Regions from separate parts of the Homo sapiens genome. Here region 2 is linked to region 1. The links are chromatin loops, found by intact Hi-C in ENCODE. Cell type or tissue: A673. All regions are shown on one strand. Each heading gives the region's core, and the rest is flanking DNA. Links, peaks and the distances in the headings are about the cores only.

The links. A loop is a pair of places that touch in the nucleus more often than their neighbours do. Peaks named below come from ENCODE experiments on the same cell type or tissue, not always from the same donor. Only the 100,000 strongest peaks of a DNase experiment are listed, where the experiment ranks them.
Region 2: a loop joins it to region 1, with 3 times the contacts of the local background. A loop is called at or near these places in 1 of 110 quality-filtered maps.

The regions. Positions count from the first base shown.
Region 1 is chr2:129,603,128-129,611,030 of GRCh38, forward strand. No RefSeq gene overlaps it. Among named protein-coding and RNA genes, the nearest start is that of LINC02572, 270 kb to the right of the region's middle. In A673, for the core only: CTCF peaks have their summits at 1,613 and 3,972; DNase peaks (open chromatin) are centred at 2,734 and 3,564; H3K4me3 peaks cover 853 bases; H3K27ac peaks cover 2,762 bases.
Region 2 is chr2:129,799,227-129,805,672 of GRCh38, forward strand. LOC107985945 (a long non-coding RNA gene) reads right to left here. Exons shown (of 3, transcript XR_001739711.1): 2 at 6,173-6,377. Among named protein-coding and RNA genes, the nearest start is that of LINC02572, 75 kb to the right of the region's middle. In A673, for the core only: no CTCF peak of the experiment used is centred there; a DNase peak (open chromatin) is centred at 4,005; H3K27me3 peaks cover 1,522 bases.

The sequences.
Region 1 (7,903 bases), core at 1,561-6,560:
CACACACCTCACACCCAGTTTTTCCTGTAATTAGCATCTTATATTAGTATAGTACATTTTGCACAATTAATGAGTGAATACAGTTAGGTATTATTAACTAAAATGCACGCTGTATTCATATATCCTTGGTTTTCACTGCATGTCCTTTTTCTGTCCCAGGACCCCACATTACATTCTGTCATCATGTCTCCTTAGGTGCCACTTGGCTGCAACAGTTTTGCAGTCTTTCCTTGCTTTTAAGGACACTAAGAGTTGTAAGGAGTACTGATCAGCTATTTTGTTGAGCATCCACCGGAGGGATTTATCTGCCATTCTTCTCGTGATTAAACTGGGCTTATAGGTTTTGCAGAGAAAGACCACAGAGGAAAAGTACCATTCTCATCATGTTATATCATGGGTATACACTATCAACTTTACTAACCACTGTTGGTGTTGACCTAGAACACCTGGATATGGCAGCTTCTGTCAGGTTTCCCCACTGTAAAGGTATCCTTTGCTCTCCTTTTCCATAGGATACTCTTTGGAATGAAGTCACAATGCATAACCCACAAGTACAAGGCTGGGAGTTACCTTCCACCTCTTTGAAGGTGGATTCTTCTGCATGGAAGAGCTGTCTATTGTCTCCCATTTGTTTATTTATCAATTATTTGTTTATATCAGAATGGACACATAGATATTTAGCTTATACTTTGAGTCATAATTCAATACTCTCTTATTTAATTTTGTTCTCAGTTTTCTCCAGCTTTGTCCATTGGAGCTCTGTCAGTTAGCTCCTGTGTGTTTTGACATTTTCCCATCATTGTTGGGGTAATTCAACTATTGCTTTCATTAAGCTTCTGTCTATAGTGAAGTCATTGTGTCCCAACATTAGGTAACAAGAGCATATGCTTCTTCCCAAACTGCGAGAGTTTAAACTTTTCCTACAAGCAGCGATAGCATCAGACTTCACAGCTGTGAGTCATCCAGCAGCAGGTGAATGCAGAGAGCACCATAATTTCTTTAGTGGTATTAAAGATCAGCTGTCAGAAGTGAATCTACCCCCCAAAATCAGGCTGGATGTGCAGACCACAGCAAGAATGTCCTATGCCCAGGGACACCTGCACAGCAGAGGAGCATTTGCAACATGACGCATTTGCTGCTGGAACCTCTATTGAGGCAACTGTCTCAGCCACGGCCTCGGAGGATGAAATGAGCCAACTGGTTCACAGAGACAATTATAGACCACTGGATTTCTGGAAATGCAGCAATTCTCACTGCCTCAGCTGGACAGAGGAAGTGCATGTGAAGCAAATTTGCAAATCCCACCCCATCCCTGCAGGACCACAAATGTTTCCCCATACACTGAGTACAAGCAGTGTTTTAGGTAGGGTCAGGAGCTTTCTCTCAGCCTCTGCAGATGGGGAGAGGGTGAGCAGGAATGAGAGACTCGGAGTCTTAAGTTGAGAGAGTGATTTTGAGATTGCTCTGGGGAAAAAGGAAATTTCCCTAGGTCTTCCAACACTTTTGAAGGCATCTCATTCACTCGGTTAATCTTCGGCACAATATTCACTGACCATCACTTCATGCCAGGCAGGTATGAGAGTGCAGAGAGCCCAGCCTGCGAGGAGGGCTGCCACAGTGCCCTCCAGAGAGGGCAGTGCTGTGCTTAAAAATGAACAGACGGACTGCTGTGGAAAGCAGCATGCAGTTCCTCAAAAAGTTAAAAATAGAACTATCATATGATCTAGCAATCCTATTTCTGGTATATTCCCAAAATAATAGAAAGCAAGGTGAGGCCTCGGGAAACCCCAGGGTGCACCCAGCCTGGCCTGGGCCTGAGATTTTCAAAAGAAAGAGTAAGAGTCCATCTAGTTTTGGTCCCATTCAGAGCAACTCCACCAAACCAGGGAGAGATCAGCAGTACATTACACAGTGACCATGCTCCGAAACATAGCATTCCTCACAACTGACCCAGGAGCTGTAACCCAGCCTGAGAGCTCAGGCGGCCGTCCCCTCAGGGACCCACACCCCCACCCAGCTCTCTCCTGTGGACATCCCCTGGCTTACCAGCAAGCAGATGGGTCGCAGTAGTACAAAAATTCACAGGGAAAAGTGAGTGTTATGAGACACAAATGATATAAGTGTGAAAATACTTTGAAAAAGATCCAACACTCCTAATCATGTAAACCATCTTGTGTCATAACCATTTTATTAATATTTATGTCAGTTGTCATGCAATTTGTCAAACTCCTCTCTGCTGATTTTTTCCCATTGATTTGTACTGGGGCTGGGATGAAGAAATGAAGTAAAATGTGTAAGAATCCCAGAACTAGAAGCTTGCACTTGACAGCCACCCCAAACCAGATGATGCTGTGAAAAATGGCTACTGTGCATTAGCAGTCAGCCCCAATTCCTGGGGAGTAACTTATGGAAAAATAAGTGCTGGAATGGAGTATGCAGTAAAGTCTCCTGAAATGAGATAATTCATGCAAACTACTCAGAACAGTGCTTGGCACATAGTAAGTGCCCAATAAATGTTCACTATTATTGTTGTAAATATTAAAGTCATTTTTATACTCCAGAGGGATCCTCTATTTCCTTATATGACACTGAGCATTCCTCTGGAGAACAGTAAGTAACACTTTGCTGTGGGTTAGATTTGCTGTCTTCTGCTTTTTTCAGCTGGCATGACTTTTGGCGTTAGGCCAGATCTGGATTCTAACCCCAGCTCCCTGGCTCACAAGCCCTGCCACCCTGCGGGAGTCACTTCACACCAATGAGCATTCACTCCTGGTTTGTGAAAGGGTAGTAAATGCAGCCGGCCCCTTCTCCAGAGCTGAGGCTGCAGTCCACCAACTGCTTCCTCTGCACGTCCACTGCGTTCTCCTCTCTGCCAACGCATCCCCTCAGCTTACCCCTTGTTGCTGCTTCCTGGGATTTCCAGCCCATCTAGGTTCTCAGCTCACCCCCACCAGCTCTTCCTGACCATTACTCCTGAGACAGTTTCTCCTTCCACCTCTCCACATGTGTCAGAGATTCCTGCTGAGCCTTTGGGTGGGCGCCCTTGGATCATGACTCCCCTGGGTACCAGCGGGACTTGGCTGGGTGCAGGGGTGGCATTTGGCGAGGAACACAGCCATCCAGGGCTGAAGGGCTGTGGCCACAAGGCAGACAGCTACATCTAGCTCACTCTTCACTCATCACAGCCGCGTCACTTCTGTTTCCTCTGTCATTGGTGCCCTTCCCTGACTTTCTGCCTTGGAAACTCCTACTTTTCCCTCAAAGCCCAGCTCTGCTGTGCCTTTCTCTCTGAAATCTCCCCTGAATTCCCCTCCATGGCTGGCTGAGTGGATGCACCACCCTCTGTCATTCTAGAATTCCTCCCACAGGACCCGTGAACTTGTGTTCCCCAGGGCACTGTGTGCCCTGTCACAGAGGGGACCACATATATGTCTGTCGTGTAATACGTGATTCCTATCACTCACTGGCTCCAGGCTACCCTGCAGCGGTTCCAGTCTTGCTCCACATCAGCACTCCCGAGGGGCCGGGAGGCTTTAGGAGAGAAGATATGAACTCCAGATTTGGCTGGGTGAGGAAACCCCATGTGTGTGAACAGGAAGGAAATAGCATGAGAGTGCTGAGAACACAGCGGGAGAGAGAAACCCAAGAGAAGAAGGAATGCTGAATACTAAACTAACAGCTCTCCAGCTAAGAGTTAGTGAATGCAGGCTACAAATCAGGCAGCATGCCAGGTACATGAAATTTTTTTAATTGCTTTGTTCTGGAGATATACAAAATATGAAATAGGCCATTTCCTCAAAGGCTCATATAGTCTAATATATGAAGCCCAAAAAAGAGTGTTGGCAAGAACATGGGCAATGGCCTAATGGACTGGGGTGGACTACCCTGGGGGCCCAGGTCCTAGCACACAGAGGTCTCTAACCTGCGGCACGCATTGGGCCTCACTCCCTGCAGCCTTCTGTTTCTCTTCTGACACACTGGGAGGAGACACTGAGTTCCCTGTCATCATCAAGCTTTGCCCAGCTCCTTGAATGATTAGGATAGAACTGGACAGAGAGGTGGGCGTCTGTGCCTCTCTCTTTAGTGCTGTGAGGATCTTCTTGATCTGGCCCTTGCTGAGGCGGCGAGCAGTGTTCTCAGATGCAAGTGTGACAGTGCACCCGAGAGCATGCCTGGAGCTTTCCCGGGGCACTGCCCACCCCAACCCAAAAGGGGCCACAGGTCACCCAGTGAGAAGCCTGAGGACAAACACAAGGTCATTTCCCCTCCTTTGTTGATTATGGTCCCCAACAATTATTATGGGATGTGGATTACTGTGGTGATAAACTGGACACATGGAAACTGAGTTTAAAAATCACTGTAAGTTGACAAGTGGGACCCAGTTAAACTGAAGAGCTTCTGCACAGCTAGAGAAACTATCAGCAGAATAAACAGACAACACACAGAATGGAAGAAAACATTCACAAACTCTGCATCTGACAAAGGCCTAGTATCTGGAATCTGTAAGGAACTTAGATAAATCAACAAGAAAAAAAAAACCTTTAAAAAGTGGGCAAAAGGACATGAACAGACACTTCTGAAGACATACAAGTGGCCAAGAAGTGTGAAAAAATGCTCAGCATCACCAATCACCAGATAAATGCAAATCAAAACTGCAGTGACATACCATCTCAAACCAGTCAGGATGGCTTTCGTTAAAAAGTAAAAAAAAAAAAAAAGTCGGTAAGGTTGAGAAGAAGGAGGAAAGCTTATACACTTTTTATACACTGTTGATAGGTGTGTAAATTAGTTTAGCCACTGTGAAGAGCAATTTGGAGATCTCTCAAAAAACTAAAAGTTGAACTACCGTTCAGCCCAGCAATCCCATTACTGGGTGTGTGCCCAAAGGAAAATAAATTGTTCTACTGAAAAGACTCATGCACCTGTATGTTCACCACAACACTATTCACAATAGCAAAAACATAAAATCAACCTAGGTGCCCATCAGTGGTGGACTGTATAAAGAAAATGTGGTCCATATACATCATGGAATACTATGCAGCCATAAAAAGAACAAAATCATGTCCTTTGCAACAACATGGATGCAGCTAGAGGCCATTATCCTAAGCCAACTAGTGCAGGACCAGAAAGCCAAGTACCACGTGTTCTCATTTATAAGTGTGAGCTAAACATTGAGTACATATAGACACAAAGAAGGGAACAACAGACACTGGGGAATACAAGGGGAGGGAGGAGAGGGGGGCAAGTGTTGAAAAACTACCTATTGGGTACTGTGCTCACTTCCTGAGTGATGGGCTTAATCGTACCTGAAACTCCAGCATCACACAATATACCTTTGCAACAAACCTGCATATGTACCCCTGGAATCTAGAATAAAAACTGAAAAAGAAAAAAACAAAACTCTTTTAAAAATGGCAGTGTAAAAAGTGCCATGCTATCAGGATGCATAGATGATGGTAGAGTGATCAAGCCTTGCCTCTCTAACCTAGACTTAGCTGGCACATTAGTCACACCCATTAAGCATCATGAACCAACAATGCCTGGGGAGAGTTGATAAGCCAGATCTGTCTCTGGCTTTCATGGCCATGACCTCTGGGATGGCTCCCGTTGTCGCTAATAGTAAAGGGCATAGGAAGGCAACCCTGGGGTAGAGGATGCACAAGGAGCTGAGGAAGCACCAAGTAGGGACCACCCAGCCAAGCAGAAGAAAAGAGTGGAGAATCATACCTCGGAGACAGGACCTGGGCTGAGTCTAGAAGAAGGATTGATGAATAATCCAGATATATCAACAGTCACAAGATGTTCTAGGATGACTGCAGGGCCCATGTGAAGACATTGCAACAGGATGGGGATCTGCAAGAGCTTTTGCATGGACATTGTTTGTGGGGGTTTGGGGGCGATGAGGAGTGAAGGTAAAAGAAAATAATCTAGTGATGGAGACATGAGCTGGATCTTAGAGGGCCTCCCAGGCTATACCCAGAAATTTGAATTCTTCTGAGGCATTAGAGGATCACCGGGAATGTTAAATACAATAAGTAACAATAATCAGTTTACCTTTGGCATAGACTACTATTTTGGATTCTTCTGCTGAAAGCTATAGAAAATCCTGATTCATTTGGTTTAAGTATAAAGACAATATTGTCTCGCCTAACAAGAAGTCTGAAGTTAGTAGCTGGTTAACTCAACAGCTCAAAAATATCATCAGAAACCAAGATTTTTTTTATCCTACTCCAATTCATAGATCGACATTAGTTTTATCTTTTTACCCTTCATGCTGGATTGTTCTTGTGAGATAATTCCTCTTGATTGCAAGATGGCTGCAACAGTTCCAAACTTTCATCCAACATCCCATGCTGATTATCCCTCAGTTCTTTTTATTGGAGGGAAGAAAACCTTCCCAGGAACACTGCACCACCACCCCCAACACAGCACACTACCCCTGTGTCTCCCGGCCAGATTTGCAGCCTACTCTCCTGCTTAAATGAATTACTGGAAAAAAGCCTGAGGTCACTGGGCTGATTTATACCAATCCAGATGAGCTCTCTGAGGCTGGACAGCTCAGGGCTCACAGAAGAGAATGGATACCTTAAAAATTGGAATTATGTTGAAAAAGAGGAAGGGATGGGGTGAATTTTGAGAAGACAGCTAGTTGGGTCTGCCATAATCACTCAGAGTGCAGGTGAAGACCCAAAGTAGGAAATCCTTGCTCATGTTAAAGGGCCTCATGTGTGGTGATGAGTGAAGAAAAGGCAAATTAGGGTGACTTTAGGGATAAAATAAAAGCGACTTTGTGGGAGGATTGTGAAGACCTCCCACCAAGCAGCAGTGCCTCCCCTGGATCTGCTTCCGCATCCACCAGCCACCAGCCCCATGTATTTCCAGAAAACTCAGGAAGATAGAAACCTGGCCAGAAGCTGCATCAGCATGAAACCCATGGTGGCAGCCTGGGGCTGGAAGCTACTGCAAAGGGTGAAAGGTGCTCAGCCTGGATGGTGCTAAATTGCTGTTTGTCTGATTTTGCACTTTGACAATAAGGATCTTGGAGGAATCACAGCTAAATGACTTCCAGAATAGAGTGCATACAGCTTCAAAATCTGAGTGCGTTCGTAATGACTGCATGCCCTGCGAATTCAGGCAAACACTGTTTACATACACATGGGAAAGACAGAGTTTTCACTGCATGCAATTTACATTAATGAATATAATTTTACTAATACAGTCAAACTCTAACATTTACAAGTGCAAATAGCTTAACCAAGGTCAGGTGCATCTACCTCCCAGCTGTTTGAATAAAGCAATATTTGGAACCTCCAACTCTCACATAAACCTAAATATTTTTAAAAATACCTTTTCTGCAATTTTTTTCAGTTTCAACTGTATTCAGTTACAAGTGTAAATATGGCTGACCTTCCTCGTGTCAGGCAGCATGGACTTTCTTTATTGGAACTGTGAGAACCTTGAATCCAGAGGAGGTTATCGAGTGTGCTGGAGAGGTCAGAATTCTAGGCAGCATCAGGGAAACCCAGAGTCAGGGTTAAGGGACACCGTCAGCTTGGAAAGGAAATGAGCCCACGAGGCTCCTGATGTCTGGTATAATATGGTGACATGAAGACTGAAATCAGTCCACACAAGTTAAAACAACAGAAGCTGAGACATTTCTAGCATAATTCTCTTCACCTTTGCTTTCACTGCAGAACATACATAGCCCCTGGTTCTAACAGGGACACTTTTACTTCAAAAATGCCGTTTTGCTTGTGGATCCAAGCAAGAGATGAGCAATGACACACATATGCCCTCACCCGGGGTGGACGCGCATCCCACCACCATCTGTGGAGCCCTCCTCAAGACACCAGCTGCAGCCCTGCTAGACAGCTATAATTAGCTCCTCTCCACCCTGGGCAAT
Region 2 (6,446 bases), core at 1,447-6,446, 200 kb after region 1:
GGAAGACCTGCACCGGTCAGAAATCTTGTCTGCGCTGTCTACACTAGTCCCATAAAAGGTCATGGAGCAGGGGAGAGGTGTCCTTGGGGCATCTTCAGGTCCTCTGGGTTCATCTCGCTCACCTCCTCCTCTTTCCTGAAACTGCAGATTCAGTTCACTCATTCTTTCATTCATTCATTCATCCATTCATTCATCCAACAAAGATTTAGGGGCAGCTACTCTACCTGGGGCTGGGGCATGGCAATGAGCAAGGCTGGGTTCCCACACACCATGAGGTCAGGTCTGGTGGGAGAGCCGGGCAAGCAACCACCCACAGTGCATTTACACAGTCACCATGGCCACAGTAAAACACTGCCCCACAGTCCTGGGAATGATATCCCAGCCAAGGACCGAGGAATGTGAGGAGTTGGCCAGGTGGAGGCAAGAGGAAGTGCCCAGTGATGGGAGTGGAGCCTGCAAGGGCCTCAAGGGAGGATACTGGGTGACTGGGGCCACCCGGGGTCTCAACATGAAGTGGCACCTTCTGTAACTGGAAATCGCAAGCTCGCCTTTGCCGCAAGGCTAGCAGCACGTGGAGCTGCCTGAGCAGTCCTCCCTGGGTGTGCAGTTTGCAGGGGCCTCTCGCCCGGCTGACCTGCAAAGAATTGTTTTGAGACCTCCCTCGCAGTGTTCACATTTTCACATTTTCTATCTTTTTTAAAAAATGTAAAAAGAGTTGCAGATCCTCCTGTAGTAGCACCCTGTCAAATTCTTTTCCCATCTTGTCCCTCACTTCACCTCCCATTCCTTCCACCTTGTGAACTCCGGCCCCTCTGGTTCCAGACGATTCCAGGTCTCCATCAACAAGTTTGCATGAAGACAAGAAAAGGAAAAGCACTCGTCTCTGTGCACAGCCCTCAGCGGTACACAGAACATGTTTCCCCAGAGGAGCCCAGTACGATGCCAACGTTAATTTACAGCCTGCAGATCCCTCATCACAATTGTAGTTACATCATTATTGGTGCCATTTGGGGGGTAAGTTTTCAAAGATTCTGTTTTGGTGGTTTGTGCACATTGAGTGCAGAGATGAGTTTATATTCCACAATATACAGACTATGCCCTGTCTACTTCTATATTAAAATTTATAGATCTATTGATGTCAACATAGGTATAAGTACAAATGACACAGAGATAGAGACATACAGCTCACTCCCTCATTGCTTATTCCCATCCTCATTTCCTAGATGCACACGGGAGCCAACTCCACCGTATTTGATACATTGAATATGCACGTCCTTAAATATGCACATCTCTTTGTAAAAGATGTAGTGGTGTTTGGTAGATATACATATGCCATAAATTATGTGAGTTACATCAGATGTTAAATCTCATTCTGTTTCTTCTTCGTTTTCACTTGACCATAAGTTTTCAAGATGTACCGTGTTGCTCTAGCTACAGCTAGATTATTGCTTCTCAGTGCTGCCTCGTGTTATTCCACAGTTTGTTTCCACCTTATTTTATTTCCAGCTCTCTGTAGTGGACACCAAGTTCCCACACCTCATTGTATCATAAACAGACAGGCAATCCCCTGCGAGTATCTCCTGATGGATCTGGATCAGGGTTCCTCCAAGACGCTTAGGAGGAGTTGGGCAGCTGGTACCAGGCCAACCCACACACTGCACTGGGCCGAGTCCTCTGGGGTGGCTGCAGCAGTCCACACCCCAAGGCTCCCGTTAGCCCACAGCCTTCTCAATATGTGAACCCATCCCTGGTCTGATTGTTGCTATTCTGTTGCATGTAAAGCACTGTCTTGTTTTAATTTTAACTTGCATTGTGAACATGTTTTCATGGATTTTTTAGTCATTTGGGCTTCCATTTCTGTGAATTGTTATTCATTACCTTTATTCATTTTCCTATTGCAGCGGTCTCTCTTTTCCTTGTATTTTGAAGGAATTCTTACTGGCTTTGCCTACTCCTATTGGTTTTCCCTACTGTAACCCTCACTGAACAGAAATCCCTAATTTAAGGTAATCTAATGTCCACCTTTACACTTTAAGTTATGATTTGACAACTTTGTTCAAGTAATTATTTGCTTAATCTCTGCCATCCCCAGTAGACTCCAAGGCTAGGAACCATGGCAGTCTTGTACCACTCAGTATCCAGAAGAGCATTTATTCATTCATGAATAAATATTTGGGGAAATGAATGAGACCAGCACCTGGCACATTGTACACACTCAGTAAAGGGAAGCTCCTATTTTGAATGAATGAGATTTTCTCAGGGGAAAGCTCTAAATAAATGTAATGAAACAATCTTCTGCAGAGAGAAACACAAAATCAAAACCAAGAAAACTGAAGCTAAAACGGTAAGCAGGAAGGACCTCCTGGATTTCAGAAAAGGTTTGAATGTTTTCATCGAGCACAGAAAGCCTTTGTGATGCATGGATCCAGATCTCTCTCTGACTCAGGAATGACATTGCCACTGCAGGGTCTTTGTTTGTTTTGGCTTTAAAATAGAGATGTGACAGTTATGCATGGATGATGCAGAAGTCAGGATGATGCAGAAGTCAGGATGATGTGCCAGGTTTGAGTGACTCACATGCAATACAGTGAGACTCTCTTCCTGGAATCCCTCTACAATATGTGACTAGCTCCTCTAATTCCAGAACCATGTTCCATGAGCACACCATTGCCTTCTCTGGATTCTTTGGGAGTCATCTGTGAGATCTTAATCATTACAATTGGATTGTCTTACTATCTAAAGTTTTATAGAAGGAAAAATAAATCACATATTTAGCAGAGTTTCAGGAAGGGTCACCCACCCCCATTCTTTCCCCTACTATTGGGAAACTGCCTGATGCCAGAGAGCAGCACAGACGTGGGACACAGATCAGGCCCTCATGAGCCAGTGAGGATCAAAGGACATCTCGGGAGGATCAACTTCCAGCGTGAGGGGCTCCACTGAGCTGGTCCCCAGGAAAAATGGTGAAAATTGGTTTAAAATACACAATCAGTAAAGATTTCCAAAAACAGTAGCAAAAAGCAAATGAAGAGACATCTATTCAAGAAAATGTATAAAACATAGGTGAGAAAGGCACATATCTAGGCATATACTCAGGAGAGTCTATGATGTTAGAACCAGGACAGCTCCTTTCCTCCTCGCTCTCAGCTAGGTAAGGCAGAGACTCCACTCCACACTGCCTCAGCCAACAACACAGGGCTCCCTCTCCCCTCTGTTTCCAGTCAGAGAGCTTTCTTCCTGCGAGGAGTTGGATGTCAGCATTTCTCATCCTGCCCCCGCCACCTGCTGCTGAGGCTAAGTGCTGGGTGAATGCAATCGAAAAGTGGAGACTCCACTCTTCCTTCCAGCTTCCACTCAGGAGTTGAGGCTCTACCTTGGGCACAGTGCACTGAAAGTACTGCAGCCTGATAGCAACTCTTCCAACTCGGGAGGTGATGGTTCCACACCAGGAGAGGACCCCAGGATACCGCCCCCCACCCTGCCAAGCATTCAGTTACTGGAATGGGGGTATCCCTCAGAAAGAAGCTTGTCATTGTCCCCACCCCCAGCTCCAGAGCCCTGGCTCAGAGATTTTTGCCTGGAGGCCTGGGGGAGGGGAGAAGTTAGAGAAGAAGCAGGTCTGAAACAGATAACTCCTATGTCTTCCCAAAGGAATTAATTTCATTTATAACAGAGTGTGCAGAAGTTCAAGTTCAAGAGCACTCTTAAGAATGGTGGAGGTTGTGGTGAAAGCAGTTGGGAAGAGATTCATGGATTTAATGAAGACACAGCCTAGACTGTAGGCTGGCTGGCTTGTAGGAGAGAACTGGTGAATAAGACAGCTGGACAGGAGCCCTCCTAGGGTCAGAACAAATATCAAACACAAATCTCAGACTATTTCTGAAAAGGAGCCATGATTTCACTGGTTTAAGCTGAAGAGCAATTTATGCCCTTAGAACATTATTGAAAGGAAGCATTATGCAAATAACCAATAAGTACATGAAAAGATGCTTGACATCATTAGTCATCAGGAAATTGCAAATACAGATCACAATGAAATACTACTGCACACCCACCAGGATGGCCATAATAACATAGTCAGATAATAACAGGTGTTGGCAGGGATGCGAAGAAATTTGAAGCCTCATACACTGCTAATGGGAATTTAAAATGATGCAGACACTTTGAAATACAGTGTGGAAGTTCCTTAAACAATTAAATGCAGATTTACCATATGACCCAGCAATCCTACTCCTAGGCATATACCCAGGAGAAATGAAAACATATGTCCACACAAAAACTTGTATGTGAACGTTCATAGCAACATTGTTCATAATAGACAAAAGGTGGGAAAAACCCAAATACCCATCAATTGACAAACGAAGTGTGGTATAGCCATACCATTCCATAAAAAGCAATGTAGTACTGATACGTGCTACATCATGGATGAAACTTGAAAACATGCTAAGTGAAAAAAACAGGCACAAAAGACCACATATTATATAATTGCATTTAAATGAAATGCCCAGAATAGGGAAATCTATAGAGACAGAAAGTAGACTAGAGATTGCTTAGGACTGGGGGAGGCATATGGAGAGATAGGAAGATGAGCTAAAAGTTCTTTCTGGGGTGATGAAAATGTTTTAAAATCGGCTGCAGTGATAGTTATGCTAAAAACCGTTAACTTGCAGACTAAATAGTTAAACTTTATAGTATGTGAGTTATATCTTAATAAAGCTGCTTTCAGAAGTCTTAAGCTGTTTCCATGAGTAGACATATAGAACAGTCTCATTTTTATGATGACTTCATAGCATTCCACAGCACAGATGTGCCATGATTTTGTCTTAACCACTACCCTAATGACGGATACTCATGCTGTTTCTGATTTTGCACTATTACTGACAATGAAGTAAAGAACGCCTTGGCAGTACTTCCTTGTGTTCATATGTAGACATTTAGTGGGCTGTTTTCCTAGATCTTTTAGCCCACAGAAGACTAGAGTTATTGCTAAAGATTTTAAAAGTTAAATAAATAATTGTCTTCTGAGAGCAACATGACAGGGTTTTGTCTGCTACGGCAATCCTGGCTCAAGCCTTCTGTGATCGGTTATCAACATTTATTCATTTGGCTATTCCTGTCATCTTTAATTTGTCAGATTTATTAACGATCAACTTTAGCCAGGCCCTCGACTGCATGCTGACGATCTAGGCAGGATCTCAGGCTGGGGCAGGGTAGCGGGGTGTGGGTAGGGGTGGTGAACAGGTGACTGCAACACTCTCTGGTGAACACCAAGCACTCAACCCAGCTTCCTGAGGGTGCTCTGTCCTCCAGAATGGCTGGCTAGCCAGGCTCACACCAAGCCCTTGGCCACCACCATGCCCCACAGACAGACAGATCTAGTCTTCCCATATATAAGAGTTATAAGAGTAATCGTGGCAACATATGCTTAATAACATGAAAATACACACTACATGCACACACACACACACACACGAAAAAAGTCTAGGAGCACACAAATGCCCATCACAAATAGAAGGATGGGCAACTGTGGCATGAGCATCTGAAGGAACAGCAAGGGAGCAGCACAAAGCTGCAGCTTGGAGTGTGAGGGTTCGCTTGTGTTCATGTGAAATCGCTCCACATGAACACACAGGGCACGGCAGCACCCCTAGAAAGGGGCCCAGATGACGAACAGGATGGGAGAGACTCACTGTTCAGCATACCCTCTGCATCTTTTGGATTTTGTAGCATGTGCATATTTAAAGGAGTAACAAGATTACTCCTTCAGGGGCTCCCGTTGCCTCCACAGTGAAATCACACTTTCAATACATGATGAGACTGCGTCTTCACCTTCTCCCAGCGCATCCTTATTTCACTTCTTCCTTCTTCCTGGGCACCCCTCCAGCTGCAACTCCTGGGTGGAGCATGCCTTTCCCTCATTTGCATCTGCCTCTTTGCCTTGGAGGTACCCTCAGGCCACTTGGAGAAACCTCCTCTGGCCCCTTGACTACTCTGGGGTCCCCTCGACTACTCTGGGGGACCCTCTGAGCTCAGAATTCCCCTAGAGGAGTACCCCTCATCCAAACTGGCAGTGGGGCCACCAGACCCCAACTTCCTGGTTCAGGGCTTGCAACATGGTAATGTCAACCAAAATTAAGGCTGCCGAGGCAGAAATAAATTCATGAAGGCTTACTGGACACCAAATGTGACGATCATCCAAGGAAGACATGTCAGCAGAGTTAGGCATGCTCCACAGTCGGCCACACGTGGAAGGATTTTCTGGGAAAGCTGAGGAGAAGGGAGGGGAGGACTCATGCCGGAGCTGTCCGCTTCACTGCAAGCTCCAATGCAGGGGTTCGGTCATTGGCCACGGACAGCAACACACAGACTAAAAGGCCCTACATGCAAGACAAGCAGCAAAGCTTCATGATTTAGAAACAAATCAGTGTTTTTTCAGCGTCAGTGGG